Linked DNA regions of Homo sapiens: region 1 is linked to region 2. A link is an interaction called in ENCODE POLR2A ChIA-PET data of the cell type or tissue named here. Cell type or tissue: Panc1. All regions are shown on one strand. Links, peaks and the distances in the headings refer to the core of each region. The heading gives the core; the rest is flanking DNA.

Region 1 (7,880 bases), core at 1,677-6,676, 340 kb before region 2:
GAAGAGATTTGGTAAGAACAAAAATAGAGAGATTACGTGATTGAACAGGAAGAGTTTTGCCGGTCGTTCATCCCTGCTGGAACATCCTCCTGACTGTAATATTCAGAGTTGAGCCTTCCCACCTGTTTTGCCCTTCTGTTCTTTCCCTTTATCACCAGGTCAAGAGAATACAAAGATCTGCATGTAGCTAAATTGTGAGTTCTCCCACAGATACGGATTCTTCTGAAAACTTGATCCAAGGGAACAGGGAGGAGCCATGGCACTTATTAAATTTCTCTTTGGCGCTGCTTCTTGGTGCATTGTAGGCTGTGCGTGTGGGCACCTATTAGCATGTGTTCAGCGGATGGGCAGGAGAATAAGCTCAGTGGATGAAATAGCAGTCAGAATGGATATTTTTCATAAATTATCACTTATGTGAGACTCTCCAAAATGGTGTTGGGGCTAGGGGTGAAGTACTGGCTGGGGGAGGTTGTTTTTGCATTGAAACATAATTCATTCTATAGAACACTGAAGATATTGTACAGGAATAAGTGACCCAGGTTTTTTGAGAGGAGTGATGTATCTATAGTTGCCTCACCTCTTTCCATCATAATTCGCCTCTTCTGCTCCTCATTTCTCCTTCGGTTTTTGTTTTGTTTTGTTTTGTTTTTTGAGACGGAGTCTCGCTCTGTCACCCAGGCTGGAGTGCAGTGGTGCGATCTCGGCTCACTGCAAGCTCTGCTTCCTGGGTTCACACCATTCTCCTCCCTCAGCCTCCCGAGTAGCTGGGACTACAGGCGCCTGCCACCTCGCCCAGCTAATTTTTTGTATTTTTAGTAGAGACGGGGTTTCACCATGTTAGGCAGAGATGGTTTCGATCTCCTGACCTCGTGATCCACCCACCTTGGCCTCTCAAAGTGCTGGGATTACAGGCGTGAGCCACCGTGCCCGACCCCTCTCCTTCGGTTTAACTTAGTAGAGCTTATGATGTGTAAGGCATTGTGCTGGGAAATACCAAGGTCATTAGCCATGCGTGGTCCCTGCACTGTAGAAGCATGATCCAGTGGGCTCTCCTGAATGGACTTGGTCCAAAAAGCTGAAGGGAGGGGCCACTGGATGGTGTTATGCAGGGAACCTGGAGCCAAGGTGACTCTACTCCCCTACCTGTTGGATGAAGGCCCACACTGGGGCCTTTTGTTTCACAGGAGTCATAAATGTTAAGTAAAAATCCAAGAATTCTTAACACTCAGCTGTAGATTAGTACATTTTGAGCTCTTTAATGTGTCTGTCTGTTCTTATCGCCCTCCTAATAATTTCATAGAATTGAGGACAGAGAACAGAAAAGCTCACACAAATGCATATTGCCTTCAGCTATTAACAGAAGAAACTGATTCTGGCCTTTTACATTCACAACAGCCCGTAATAGCCTTCCTAGCAAATGAAGCTAAAAGCCAGCTGGACCTGATGCCTGGGAGCTAAGCCCTATCGTCTGGGCAGGACCTCGGCATTTCTGCCTCTCACACATCCTTTTCTGATCCTGCCGGTGAACCAAATCAGGCTGATCTCACTGATTGTATATATTCATCAAGAGGAGGAAGCTGCTGGGATCAAGGCAGATGGCCTTGCTGGAGAGGGGAATTGGTGATGCCAAATTTAAACACGGGGGAAGATCCGTAAAAGCTGCATACCTGCCTAGTGTGTCACTGCCCAAAAGGTCTGTAACATATTGTGACTTCACCTTTTAAAATATCATAAGACCATTTGAGGGGTTCCCAATATTTTTGATGCCAACATTTTGCTTAAGGAAGGGGCTGTATTAGAGTCACTTTCCAAAATATAAGAATGCTTTTCTTCTCAAGGGCTGTTTGGCCTGGACAAATTTTTATCATATTTCCACATTGAAAGCATAAAATGAGATAATTTTCTTTTTCTTCTTTCTTTCTTTCTTTCTTTCTTTCTTTCTTTCTTTCTTTCTTTCTTTCTTTCTTTCTTTCTTTCTTTCTTTCCTTTCTTTCCTTTCTTTCCTTTCTTTCTTGTTGAGACTGAGTTTTGCTCTTGTCGCCCAGGCTGGAATGCAATGGCACAATCTCGGCTCCCTGCAACCCCCTTCTCTCGGGTCCAAGTGATTCTCCTGCCTCAGCCTCCTGAGTAACTGGGATTACAGGTGCACGCTGCCACGCCCGGCTAATTTTTGTATTTTTAATAGAGATGGGGTTTCCCCATGTTGCCCAGGCTGGTCTTGAACTCCTGACCTCGGGTGATCCACCCACCTCAGCCTCCTAAAGTGCTGGGATTACAGGTGTGAGCCACCGTGCCTGGCTGAGAATTTTCATTAAATTGGACTGTGTAGTATGAAGTCTAGATCATAAGCCTGGGGCAAAATTTATTTGTTAAAAGAAAAAAAAGAGTTTGTCAAGTGATTAAATAATCTGTAAAAGATTGCTTGGGCAGTGTTTAGCCCATGTAAGAAAATTAACCAGGAAACTTAGGAAAATAGATTTGCGTTGAAAGCAGGAAATGTGCTGATTATAAATTGTTTTTTTTCCAAATGTGATAATGTATGCAAAAACATTTTGAAACTAGTGAGGACTGTGTGAATGTGAGGTGGGACTATGATTAATTGTTCACCATTCATTCCACACTCAGTATCTAATGAATATTGCAGCTGCAGCCATGTATTTGGTAATGTGGTGTTAGCTTTTATGTTATCACCTAAAACTTGAAGTTAAAAACTTAATCTTTCTAAGAAGTGAAAAGATGGTCTTAGTTAGCTGTTAAAAGTTGGTTGTTTTAGCCAGGTGTGGTAGCTCACGCCTGTAAGCCCAGCACTGTGGGAGGCTGAGGCAGGCAGGTCGCTTGAGCCCAGGAGTTTGAGACCTATCTGGGCAACATGGCAAATCACCTTCTCTACAAAAAAATACAAAAAATTAGCCAGGCCTGGTGGCGAGTGCCTGTAGTCTCAGCTACTTGGGAGGCTGAGGTGGGAGGATCACTTGAGCCCGGGAGGTGGAGGTTGCAGTGAGCAGAGGTTGCAGTAAGCCAAGATTACGCCACTGAACTCCAGCCTGGGCAACAGATTGAGACCCTGTCTTAAAAAAAAAAAAAAAAAAAGATTGGTAGTTTTGTATTGTCTCCAAGTTTTGGAAAGTTTTGCCCCATCCAGCTTTCCACAGTTATATCCTCCAGGCATATTCTCCATTGATATTTTTCCACTTTCAGATAACATACCTAGATTATACTATATTTCTCATGGTATGTGGGCTTTAAATAAATAAATAAATAATTATACTATATCAAATATAAGATTTCATGAGAAAGAAAATCCCTCCTTAAATATCCCCCTTTCTCAATGAGCCAGCCTACACAGTGGAGCCAAAATGTATACTTGCCACCTCCTCACATTTTTGTAATCCTGGACTTCAGTTGACTAAACACAGAAACTACATATGCCACACACCCGAGAGCTTCTGCTTGCCTTTTCTCTGGCTACCTGCAAGAGAATATTGTTAATCAGTGCCATCGTTTCTTCCCCTTTTAGAGAAATCACCCTCCACGTCCCAGATATGAGAGATTAAACATTATGAGACAGTAGGTAGACTCTCTGATGTCCTTTGACTAATGCATTTCCCCAGAATCCATTCCATCTGATGAGCAGCCAGTTTTTCCCTCCTCCTGCTATTAGGAGACTGGTGTTCCCTTTGCCCTGAAAGGTCGTGGCCCATTCAGAGGCAGGCCTCTGCAGTGGCAACACCTCAGGGGTTCTCATGTCTGGAATCTGCAGGGCAGCCGCCTGGTCTACTTCACACACTTTTAAGAAAACATGGTTACTGGGCTCTAGGCTCCCGCTGAGAATCTCATTTTGGACTCAGCGTCCTCCAGCAGCTCTTCTCAGCTGGACCTTGCTCCCCACCTGAGGGTGAAGCCACGTCATCGAACCCTGTGACAGCTGACGATAAGGAGCCCTCTCATCTTTGGGAAAGTCCCTCTTTCTCACCGGCAGAGTTGTTTCTCTGAAGCTGTATTAATTCCTTCTGGAAGCTGTTACAGGCTCCCTCCTGCCCCTCAGTAGCAGAGATTAGAATAGGGACCCTAATGTGTTGTTTGTCTTTCTGCTTCTCATCCAGAGGAGCAGGAACTGGACTTTTCCGAATTAGGTGAAAGTGCTGAAGTTTCCCTTTGTCACCACAACTCCTTACCTCTCTCCCTCACCTTTACAGCTGCCGCATCTGTTCTTTGCATCATGACCTCCAGTCTCTCTCTGTTCTGAACATTAGTCTACCATCTCTGATCCCACTTACCTCCTCAGAAGCCTACAGGTGGTCATTACTTTTCCTGGCCCTTCGTTCTCTGACCCTGGCCTGTATCCTCCTTGTCACTGTTGGCCCTGCTTCCCCAGTGCCACCGCTGAGGAGAGTTATAAACTACACTGATTGTTCCATCTTTGCAAGGCTCTCTCCCTGCAGCTCCACTGATGCCACTGAGCCCACTCCAAAGCCTGTTTTGCCTTGCCACCGTACACCACAGTCTTACCGCTCTCCGTTTCTACATAGAATCCTCTTTCATAATTGAACGAAAAGATTGCCATCATAAGGGAGGTTTCCCACCACCCCTGCTCTTTACCTCGTTGTCTCTCTGGTCCTGTAGCCATCACGGTATCATTGCTATCCTCACTGCCATAACATCTACTCTTATTGCGTACCTTTTCTGTCCAGTGCACTCCACCAGGAGCTTATCTTTGGCCCTTTTAGTTCCAAGTAACAGAAACCAAGTAAAGATAGGTTAAGCCGCAAATGGTAACTTTATTTAAGTGATTAGAAGATTTCTCACGGAATACTAGAGGAGAAACTCGGAGGGCCCTAGTAGGTTTTGAAACCAGACATTGGAATCTGTCGGGACCCCAGGTAGCCCTCCCTGGACTGCACAGCCTGTGGTCTCTGCTTCTCACTGCAGGTATCTTTCTTTGCTTCTGTATGCCTGTGATCAAAGAGACTCACCCCAGAATGCCTGTATTTTCATCATCTCATTTTAAGTGAACAGGGCACGTTAGGCTGGAATCTCACATAATTCTAAATTTTTGAGAAAGGAAATCTGATTAGCCCAGCATGGATTGGGCAGCTTCCAAGTCCAGAGGATAAACTGAGCTCAGGAATCTCCCATGTCCACCTTGAGGTTGTGCTGGAAAGAGTTGTCAAAGACAGGAGTTACTGTGTAATGTACAGACATACCAAAAAAACCTCTGCATATGCTATAACAGAATATTAAATGTTAGAACTGGAAGAGTGCTGAGAAGCCATCAAATCTCGACATTTAATGTCACAAAGGATGAAACCAAAGTATAAGTAAAGTGACTTGCCTAATGTTACTGAGTAGTTATTCAGTAAATATTTTTTGAATTGTTGAATGGAAGACAATTATTTCTGAAGAACTTAAAGGATCTTTACCAAAGAATATACTGTATACATTTTTGAGATCAGGAGTATCTTTCACTTTAACTGAAAGATTAGGAATGGATTTGATCATAAGTTATTGCACTGTCACTAATATCCTGGTTGCTGATCTTCCTTTAGTTGGTTTTCACCCAAATGAGAAAATTTAGCAACAGTGGCATTATGGTCCCAGGCCTTCCAGTGGAATTTCCCACAAATGATGGACAGTTAGAAACAGGCAAAACAGGCCCTTGCTTCTGGTCTAAAAGGCACCAATTCAGTGGAGAAGCTGTTGACCTCAACTGTTATACTTCAGCCATTGTTCACAATCTGGCACAGTATTAATCCCTTAAGAAAAGGATGAAAAAAGTGCCATTCAGCACAACATAGTTTGTCATCGCATGCATAATGTAGACTTTCCAATTAAAATGCTACAATTTGGAAACTTTCTTCACAGACTGATGAGAGAGCAACTATTTTAAAGACTGGAAACCTCAGTCCACTGGGTTTGCATTGAGTCACTTCTGACTCAAGCCACAAAGAAAAGAGTTTTGAAAACATATTCGCTATTGAATTTTGTATCAAAATACCAGCAAGGAGAGCAATTAGTTGCTGTAAACTGAACCCCTGGTAATCAATGGTATGCAGCCAGCCAGAGCATTTATGGAAGATGTAAGCAAAATCACATCTGCTAATCAATTAAAAAAAAAAAAAAGCCCAGCACTTCACTGCTTTTAGGGAAACTGCACAATGAGAATAAGGGAAGATGGAGGAGACAACATATATAATATCACCAGGCATTTCATGCTGTGCTCATTAGTTAGAGAGGTTTGTGGCAACAGCTAAACACCGACCTGATCTGCATCAATAAATCTTGGCCAGCAACTTCCTTTATTCAGCCCCTTTTGAAAATGGCTTCTGATCTATGGGTGGAAGTGTGCTGTGTATGTTTAAGGAGCTCATTTCAGTTAAGGTCATAGAGAGTGTCTGTCCTGGATGAGCTCACCATGCAAACATTCCCAGCTAGTTTACAAGTCAGAAATAGCTCTCTGTTGTTGCAGGCACAAAGACATAAGAATACACTTTGCAGGCAGCCAAAGAAGTGAAGGGAATTGGTAGAGCAAAATTCCTCTCAATGGAAAAGCAGAGGTTGAATCAGTTTTTCCTTTAGTATTCTTCAGCTGCAGTTGCTTTTTTCAGTCAAATCAACAAAGGGGTTTAATTCCTGGCTAAGCCTAAATTCCAAGCAAATGTGCATCCTAGGCATGAGTTAGAAGTCCTCTTTAAAACTTCAACATGTAGGTTGAGTCTGAGCCCTAGGCTCGATGACCTGAGATCCGTCAGTGTCCCTTTTCCACTCAGGAGTCACCATGACCCCACATCTCCAGTCCCTGGGGACTCTTAATAGAGGACTAGAGAGAGGATGTCTCAACCAGTATGAGCACTTGGCTGCTGTTCAGAAAAAAAGAATTTAGGCCAGAATAAATTAGTGAGGTAAAGATCGATAGACTAGGCTAATAAAAATTAATACCTTCAGCATGCAAACTATGATAGGCAGTGGATTAATATCCTTTAAATATAGAGGACATTTTGTAAGTCATTAACAAAAAGATACATATAAGTAGAAAATGGGTAAAATGTTCAAGCTCAATAAGTTAAAAATTGCAGATTAATAAGATATTTCAGCTATCAAATTAGCAGTATTTTTAAACATAATATATAATATTGGTGATGATGCACAGAAACAGGCATTTGTTATGCAGTGCTGGTAGTGTTAATATAAATTGGTATAGATTTTTGCTTGGGGTTGGGGGGAATAGAAGTATACAGCTATTTTATGATATACATCAAAGCCTCAAGATGTTATATGCCCTGTTCCAGGAGTTTCACTTACAGAATCATTCAAAGACAATAATCATAGATTTAGCTTAAGAATGTCTATCACAAAATTTTCATAATACGCTGGACTCAGTGGCTCATGCTTTTAATCCCAACACTTTGAGAAGCTGAGGTGGAGGGATTGCTTAAGGCCAGGAGTTGGAGACTAGCCTAGGCAACAAAATTAAAAAAAAAAAAATATCAGCTGGGCGTGGTGGTGTGCACCTGTAGTCCTAGCTACTCAGGAAGCTGAGGCAGGAGGATCACTTGAGTCCAGGAAATTGAGGCTGCAGTGAGCTATGATTGTGCCACTGCATTCTGCAGCCTGGGCAACAAAGCAAAACCCTGTTTCCAAAGAAAAAAAAAAGAATTTTCATAACAGTGAAATATTAACTACTTAAGTGTCAGATAATAATAGATTGATTAAATAAAGTATGAGACATCCATACAGTGAAATACTATGAAGTCAGTACATATGATGTAGAAGAATATTTGATGTTACAAAAAGATATTCATAATAGACCATTAAGCAAAAGTAGCAAGTTACAAACCATATGCACTGTGTGTATATGTTTTAAAAGTTACTGGAATTTCAGA
Region 2 (7,880 bases), core at 1,264-6,263:
CACTCAGAATATAACAGGTGGCAGACACTTTTAAAAGTTTCTTTCTAATGACACGGAGTGAGAAATCTGCTTAAATTTTTTTCTTTTTCTAATAATGTTTAATAGTATGTTCTGGTTTTGAAAATACATACCCCTTGAACAGAATGTAGAAAAAAAAACAAAAAGTAAAAACTAAAACTCATTTATAATTCCCCAAAATAAGAAATACTTTTTTAGATAGATATCTATAATTCAGAATTTATTATATTTACAGTATTGGTTGTTGTATGGTATGTTCACAGGTGTTCATTTTATTATGCTTCATACCATATATACACATTACATATAGTCATGCACTGCATAATGATACTTTCATCAATGACAGTTCACATACACAACAGAAGTCCCATAAGATTATTATGCAGCCAAAAACTTCCTGTCACCTAATGGCATCATAGCTGTAGTGTTAGAGCAACACAGTAAACAAACCAACTGTGCTGTCAGTCATATAAAAGTCTAGCACATACAGTTATGTATAGTACATAATACTTGATAAAAAATGATAAACATCTATGTGATTGGTTTGTGTATTTACTATACTTTATATCATTATTTTAGACTGTAATTCTTCTACTTACTAAAAAAAGAAGAGGAAGAAGTAGTTGTTAACTGTAAAGCAGCCTTAGGCAGCTCTTTCAGGAGGTATCCAGAAGAAGGCATTGTTATCATGGAGATGACAGCTCCATACCAATTACTACCCCTGAAGACCTTCCAGTGGGAAAAGATGTGGAAGCAGAAGACAGTGATGCTCCTGACTCTGTGCAGGCCTAGGATAATTGTGTGCATGTCTGTGTGCTGGGGCCTAACAAAAAAGCTTTAAAAGCAAAAAATAAAATATTTTTTAAATAAAGGTGCCAGGCCTGGTGGCATGCACCTGTAGTCCCAGCTACTCAGGATGCTGAGAAGGAAGGATCACTTAAGCCCAGGACTTTTGAGTCCAGCCTAGGCAACAGAGTGAGACTCTGTCAATCAATCAATAAAGAAAACTTATAGAATAAGGATATAATGAAAATATTTCTGTGTAACTATACAATGTGTTTGTGTTTTAAGCTAAGTGTGATTACAAAAGAGTCATCAGTTTAAAATTTTTTTAAAGTTTATAAGGTAAAAAAGCTATAGTAAGCTAAAGCTAATTTATTATTAAAGAAAATTTTAAAAATAAACTTAGTGTAGCCTAAGTGTACAGTGCTTATAACATCCACAGTAACATAATGTCCTAGGACCCTCACATTCACTCACTACTCATTCACTGACTCACCCAGAGCAATTTCCAGTCTTGTAAGCTCCATTCATGGTAAGTGCCTGGGACAGGTGTACACTTTTTTATCTTTCATGCCACATTTTTACCACACCTTTTCTATGTTTAGATACACAAATACAACTGCCTACAGTATTCAATATAGTAACATGTTCTACAGGTTTGTAGCCTAGGAGCAACAGGCTATACCATATAGTGTAGGTGTGGAGTAGGCTATACCACCTAGGTTTGTGTAAGGACACTCTATGATGTTCAACATTTGTTTCCACAATGAAACCGACTAACAGCACATTTCTCAGAATATGTCCCCGTCATGAAGCAATGCATGACTATTTTCTTTTGTGTATATACAAAAATTTCATAAAGAAATGCATAATGAAAATCTACAGATATCATTTTTTCAATTTACATTTACATTTAATATTTATCACGCCTTAAATATTCTTCAAAAACATGTGTGTTGCTCTGTGACAATCCATTACATACTAATACTATAATGTAGTCACACTCTTACTACTGTTGGATGTATAATTGTTTTTCCCCAATTTTTCCTATTATAAATATTGCTATAATGAGCATTTTTGGACTTAAATCTTTAATCATAAATCTGTATTTGAATGGCTTTAAGACTGATTCTGAGAAGGAGACCTTACTAGATGAAAAAGTATATTTTGGTAAATATTGCAAAATTACCTTCCAGGTAAGTTCTACATACTATTTTGAATACATCTTTGCCAACAACGTTTTATTTTATTTTATTTTATATTTTATATTTCATTTATGAGACAAGGCCTGGCTCTATTGCCCAGGCTGGAGTGCAGTGGTGTGATCTCGGCTCACTGTGACCTCCGCCTCCTGGGCACAAGCCATCCTCCCACCTTAGCCTCCAAAGTAACTGGGACTACAGGTACATGCCACCACACTCAGCTAATTTTTGTGTGGGTTTGTTTTTTTTTTTTTTTTGCAGAGATGGGGTTTTGCCATGTTGCCCAGGCAGGTCTCTGACTAGTGAGCTCAAGCAATCTACCTGCCTCAGCCACCCAAAGTGCTGCGATTACAGGTATGAGCCACTGCACCTGGCCAACACTGTTGTACTTTTTAATTTTTACTTGATGGCAGAAATGATTATGTTGTTAAATGTTTCTTCTAAATTTTTTTTTCAATTTTGAAGGATATCAATGTTTTAATGACAAATTAGCCTTCATGCTAATTCATCTTGGGGAATTCTAGTAACAGTCCTAATTTCTGGGAATTCTGGAAACATCTTATAATATTTTCCTGACACATACACAAGACTACTATCTCTCCCCACTCAGAGAAACATACACATGCAAAAAACTATTTTAATATAAATATGGAAATAAAAAACAACTCTTTCACCATATCAATGTTCCTCAACAACTTTTTTTTTTTAACCCAACTGGAAGGAAAAACCTAGGGCACAAGAAAAATAGAGAAAAGTATAAAAAAAAACAGTACCAGCACGTAAGTATACCAAGCTCTTCCAGTCCTATGGTCCCTGAACTTCTCTACACTAGACATGTATCATAAAACTAAAAAAATCTAGACTACAAAGAAAGTTCCTTCTTCAGTGAAGGGAGTCAATCTGTAAAAACTGTCACATTTCTAAAAACTAGTCTGTAAAAACACAATCTGTAAAAATTAGTCACATTTCTGAATTCAACCTCTTCTAATAATCCAGACAAAGGAGGAAAGGGGAGGGATGGGTAAGAGGACAAAGAGAAGGAGAAGGCGGCGAGGAGTGGGGTGGTAAAGGAAAGGAAGGGAAAAACAAACCACAATACCTACTACACTCTAAGTCATCCCAGTTTTCTCAGAGGTAAAATTAGAATATTAAAGACTCCTAACAATCTGCTTCCCGCCTCATACACATATAGCCAGAAAAACTAACTTCCTACAGCAGCCAGGAAGCAGCCAACAGCTCTACTAAATCACCACTCTCTACTCACCCTAGGCAAACACGAAAAAGACCAGTTCAAACAGATGACATCCTAGCTGGCAATGACAAAGGAGGCTTTCAGGGGTGCAACCAGCCTGTCCAAACTGTTACACATCACTCTAAATCATTCAGACCATGTCTGCAAATTTTCTTTTTAAGGAAATATTACAATGGAGAAGATGGAGCTGTTAATAAGGGTATTAGTTTCTATAATGTAGCAATATGGATCCTGCTCACTTTAAAAACTAATTTTAATGTAACAATTTAGATTCCAAGTGGGTTACTGTAATTAGCAGTGGTTTTAGCATTTTATGCCCAAATTCAAGGACAGCAGAGCAAAATGCCTCGATTTTTGTGTGTTTCAAGTACTTGCACTAAAAGTTATAGTGTATAGATGTAAAACTAGTCCCATTATCATCTGTGGCCCTGTATATATTACTGAAAGTTTAGTCCAGCACCATCTAACAATTACAGACAAGATGAGGCATGGCCATCAATAAACTAGTCAAAAGAAGAACAAGAAAAATTAAAATATATGAATGAAAGCCCCTGTAGAAAAGGAGAAAAAAAAAAACAATGAAGTGAATTAAAATGCCAAATAATTTTTCCACATAAGAGAAACTTAATGAGGCTATCAACTCTAACACACCCAATATATACAATGATTGCAACTGTCCCACTATATATCCCCAAACATAAGATAAGGTTTTCTTCCCTAAAGTTATCTTTCAGAAAGAAGGAATTGCTTTACAATTAAATCCTTACTTTTGAGGCAGACACCAATTATTTTATACTAAATACTAACAAGGGCCAAAAAAAAAAAAAAAAAAAAAGCTTCAAAAAAAACCTGGAAGTGAGAAAGAGAAATCCAAGTATGCAGTCATGCCCAGGGAAAGGAATGGTGTTTGGGATTTCAAAAGAGGAATGTAGAGTCCCAGTCCCAGAGGCATCTCTCCAGTTAGTCTGTGAAATGGCTGAGACAGTGAAGTTCTCATCACTAGTCAGGGACACTGAGGTATGGAAGGATGTCAAGCCAACTCTAATATTGGATACTTTGTCATGGTTACAACAACAAACTAGTTTTATAAAAAGGGGAGGATTCGGTTTTAAACACAGATTTAATACTTATTTCTGGAGAGTGATTACAAATAGTAGCTGCCATTGAAGAAGGCCTCTGAAGATCTTCTAGAAAGCAATGCAGTAACAGCCTTGAAATGTGAGGAAGATCATAAATGACGTCAAGATGATGACAACTCTCCTAATGTTACATGAATGAATTCTTGTGGCTTGGGATAAATTTTCCAGTGACTGCAACATTTACAGATTTTAAAGTGCTTTATCTCAAACAACTTGGAGGCTAAAAAAAAAAATGAATGTGATATTCTCTGAAAAACCATGGTCAATAACTTTTAAAACGGCTTGGTAAATATTAAATAATAATTTGGTAAATATTGAAGTCTGATGTCTGTGCAGACATGGAGAATTTAAATCTGTTCATAACTAGGAAAAGTAACATTTTAAAATTTATATTACGAGCATATACAAATTACATATAATTTTATATAATCCATGACCTTTAAATATGCATGTGCAGTTACCATCAGGACAAAATGGGTGAACATATATATAAGATCTCTCAGCCCGGCGCGGTGGCTCACGCCTGTAATCCCAGCACTTTGGGAGGCCAAGGCAGATCATGAGGTGAGGAGATTCAGACCACCCTGGCCAACATGGTGAAACCCCGTCTCTACTAAAAATACAAAAATTAGCTGGGCGTGGTAGCGCATGCCTGTAATCCCAGCTACTCGGGAGGCTGAGGCAGGAGAATCACCTGAACCAGAGAGTCGGAGGTTGCAGTGAGCCAAGATTGCGCCACTGCACTCCAGCCTGGGCAACAGAGCGAGACTCCGTCTCAAAAAAAAAAAAAAAAAAAAGGCATTTTTCATGTTTTGAAAACACACAGAAAACTTCCCAACCATCTAGTACAAGAGCAAGTATCTGAGAATTAAACTGAGAATGACAAATTTAAGAGAGATAACAATAAGGTATTATCTGACCTTATTTTTCTTCTGGCTAACAATGTTGCTTTTGAAAATAGGTGGGGTTGGGAGAACAACAACATTTATGGAGCTCAGAGTACTTTTTCCCAAAGTGTGTCAAAATAATTAAATATTCACCTGTCCTACCCAAGTGCCAAATATTTTTGCTTCATCCACTCATCCACTCTCATTAAGATAATTCAGGCTTACAGAGAGAGGCTCTGATTTATCCATATTTATGGTAAATTAAATCAAAGGCATGATAATTTTAATGAAAGATGAAAAGTAACCTAAAGTATTATTATTAGATCTTTCCTTGTCAGAAAATGAGACATAAACCTGGGAGATAATAGAGTTACAAGGGTTCAAACTACAAGGTTAAACAGGCTAGCAAGGAAGCTGTATGGCTGAGAAAGAAAAGCACAAGGTACTTCTAGAAGCTGGAGGATATCCAGGAAAAGACATCTACACAGGCCAGGCGCAGTGGCTCACGCCTGTAATCCTCGCACTTTGGGAGGCTGAGGCAGGTGGATCACAAGGTCAGGAGATCGAGACCATCCTGGCTAATATGGTGAAACCCCATCTCTACTAAAAATACAAAAAATTAGCCAGCGTGGTGGTGGGTGCCTGTAGTCCCAGCTACTTGCGAGGCTGAGGCAAGAGAATGACGTGAACCCGTGAGGCAGAGCTTGCAGTGAGCCGAGATCACACCACTGCACTCCAGCCTGGGCAACAGAGCGAGACTCCATATCAAAAAAACAAAAACAAAACAAAACAAAAAAAGACTTCTACACGATGCAACATTTCTGTTCATGTCATTCAGGTAAGATAAAAATACCGACAGAACATCTACAAAATATGGAGGAGGAGAAAGCAATATCTAGCAATATGCACATATAAGAAAAATTTTAATGTATACATAATGTCACTGACATATTTTTTAAATGTCATTTGTACTTCAACATCTTTCATTTGTTCAAATTCCAAACATTTTATACCTTACATCAATCTACTAGGCCATTCTCAGGGAGTTTGTGAAAGAGTCAGGATACCACACCTACGACGAAACTAGATAAGGAATGGTTGAAAGGTGACAGCAGAAAATAAACTGCTTTCCTTATTCCCAGTCCAATGCTCACTGACAAGTGAAGCTCAAAGTTCAAAATATTCATTTCCTATTTTAATTATTCATCACAAAATACAAGATTGACCAGAGTTTGCAAGAGAAAATTATCTGGTTATAACCCCCAGCAAAAAAACAGAAGGGAACTCAAGAGTACATCTTTTCTATCTCTGCCTCAAAAAGACTTAAAGTATTCCTGTTCTACAATCACCAGAGATTCTATTGCTTTTTGTGTATCATATTTCATTGCCTTTGTAATCATAAATTTCTAATGTCCAACACATATTTCCTCCCACTGTTGTAAACTTTATAATTCTGTCTTCAGGGTAAAAACAGTTGCTACAGGGGTAGTGTTAAGAGCAATGACTTGGGAAGAAAGGGCTTAGCTTGAAGGTGGGACGTCGCAATTGGGTTTTGTCACCCATTAAAATAAAGTGAGCTACTGAGACCAATGACCGCTAACATTCTATAAATCTATGATCACACAATGATATACAGTAGTCCCCCATTATCCTTGAGGGATACATTTCAAGACTCCCAGCAGAAGCCTGAAATCATGGATAGTACTGAACTCTATATATACTGTGTTCTTCCTATACAAACAGATTTCCAAATTTATAAATCCGACACAGTAAAAGATTAACAACAATAATTAACAGAACAATTTTAACACTATGTCAGCATCACTATGTTTGTGCTTTGGGGCCATTATTAAGTAAAATAGGATTACTTAAACACAAGCACTGAGATACCATGACAGATACCATGACAGTCTACCTGATCACCAGGACAGCTACTAACAGGCAGGTAGTGTATACATAGTGTGGTTATACTGGAGAAGGGGATGATTCGCCACCAGGGCAGGACAGAGCAGAACAGCATGAGATGTCATGATGCTATTCAGAATGGTGTGCAACTTAAAACTTATGTTTATTTCAGGAGCTTTCCATTTAATACTTTCACAACATGGTTGACTGCAGGTACCAGAAACTGCGAAATGTGAAAACATGGATAAAGGGAGACCACTGTAATTATACATGGCATACCTTACTTTTTTCTTTTTTCGAGACAGAGTCTTGCTCTGTCACCAGGCTAGAGTACAGTGGCGCAATCTCAGCTCACTGCAACCTCTGCCTCCAGGGTTCAAGCAATTCTCCTGCCTCAGCCTCCTGAGTAGCTGGGATTACAGGCACGTGCCACCACGCCCAGCTAATTTTTTTTTATTTTTAGTAGAGACAGCGTTTCACCGTGTTAGCCTGCATGGTCTTGATCTCCTGACCTCGTGATCTGCCTGCCTTGGCCTCTCAAAGTGCTGGGATTACAGGCATGAGCCACCGTGCCCGGCTGGCATACCTGGTTTTATAGCACTACAGTTAACCACACTTTGGAGGTACTGTACTTTTTACAAGTTGAGGGTTTATGGAAACCCTGCATTGAGCAAGTCTTTGTTTCAACAGCACG

What was found. ChIA-PET counts read pairs that join two places held together with the same protein. Peaks named below come from ENCODE experiments on the same cell type or tissue, not always from the same donor. Only the 100,000 strongest peaks of a DNase experiment are listed, where the experiment ranks them.
Region 1: POLR2A ChIA-PET joins it to region 2 with 9 read pairs; 3 of 35 experiments call an interaction of 5 or more read pairs at or near these places.

What each region holds. Positions count from the first base shown.
Region 1 is chr6:38,260,711-38,268,590 of GRCh38, reverse strand. All of the region lies in intron 8 of BTBD9 (BTB domain containing 9), which reads left to right. Among named protein-coding and RNA genes, the nearest start is that of BTBD9-AS1, 220 kb to the left of the region's middle. In Panc1, for the core only: no CTCF peak of the experiment used is centred there; DNase peaks (open chromatin) are centred at 5,961 and 6,400; H3K4me3 peaks cover 708 bases; H3K27ac peaks cover 1,625 bases.
Region 2 is chr6:37,916,263-37,924,142 of GRCh38, reverse strand. All of the region lies in intron 1 of ZFAND3 (zinc finger AN1-type containing 3), which reads right to left. Among named protein-coding and RNA genes, the nearest start is that of ZFAND3, 100 kb to the right of the region's middle. In Panc1, for the core only: no CTCF peak of the experiment used is centred there; a DNase peak (open chromatin) is centred at 3,272.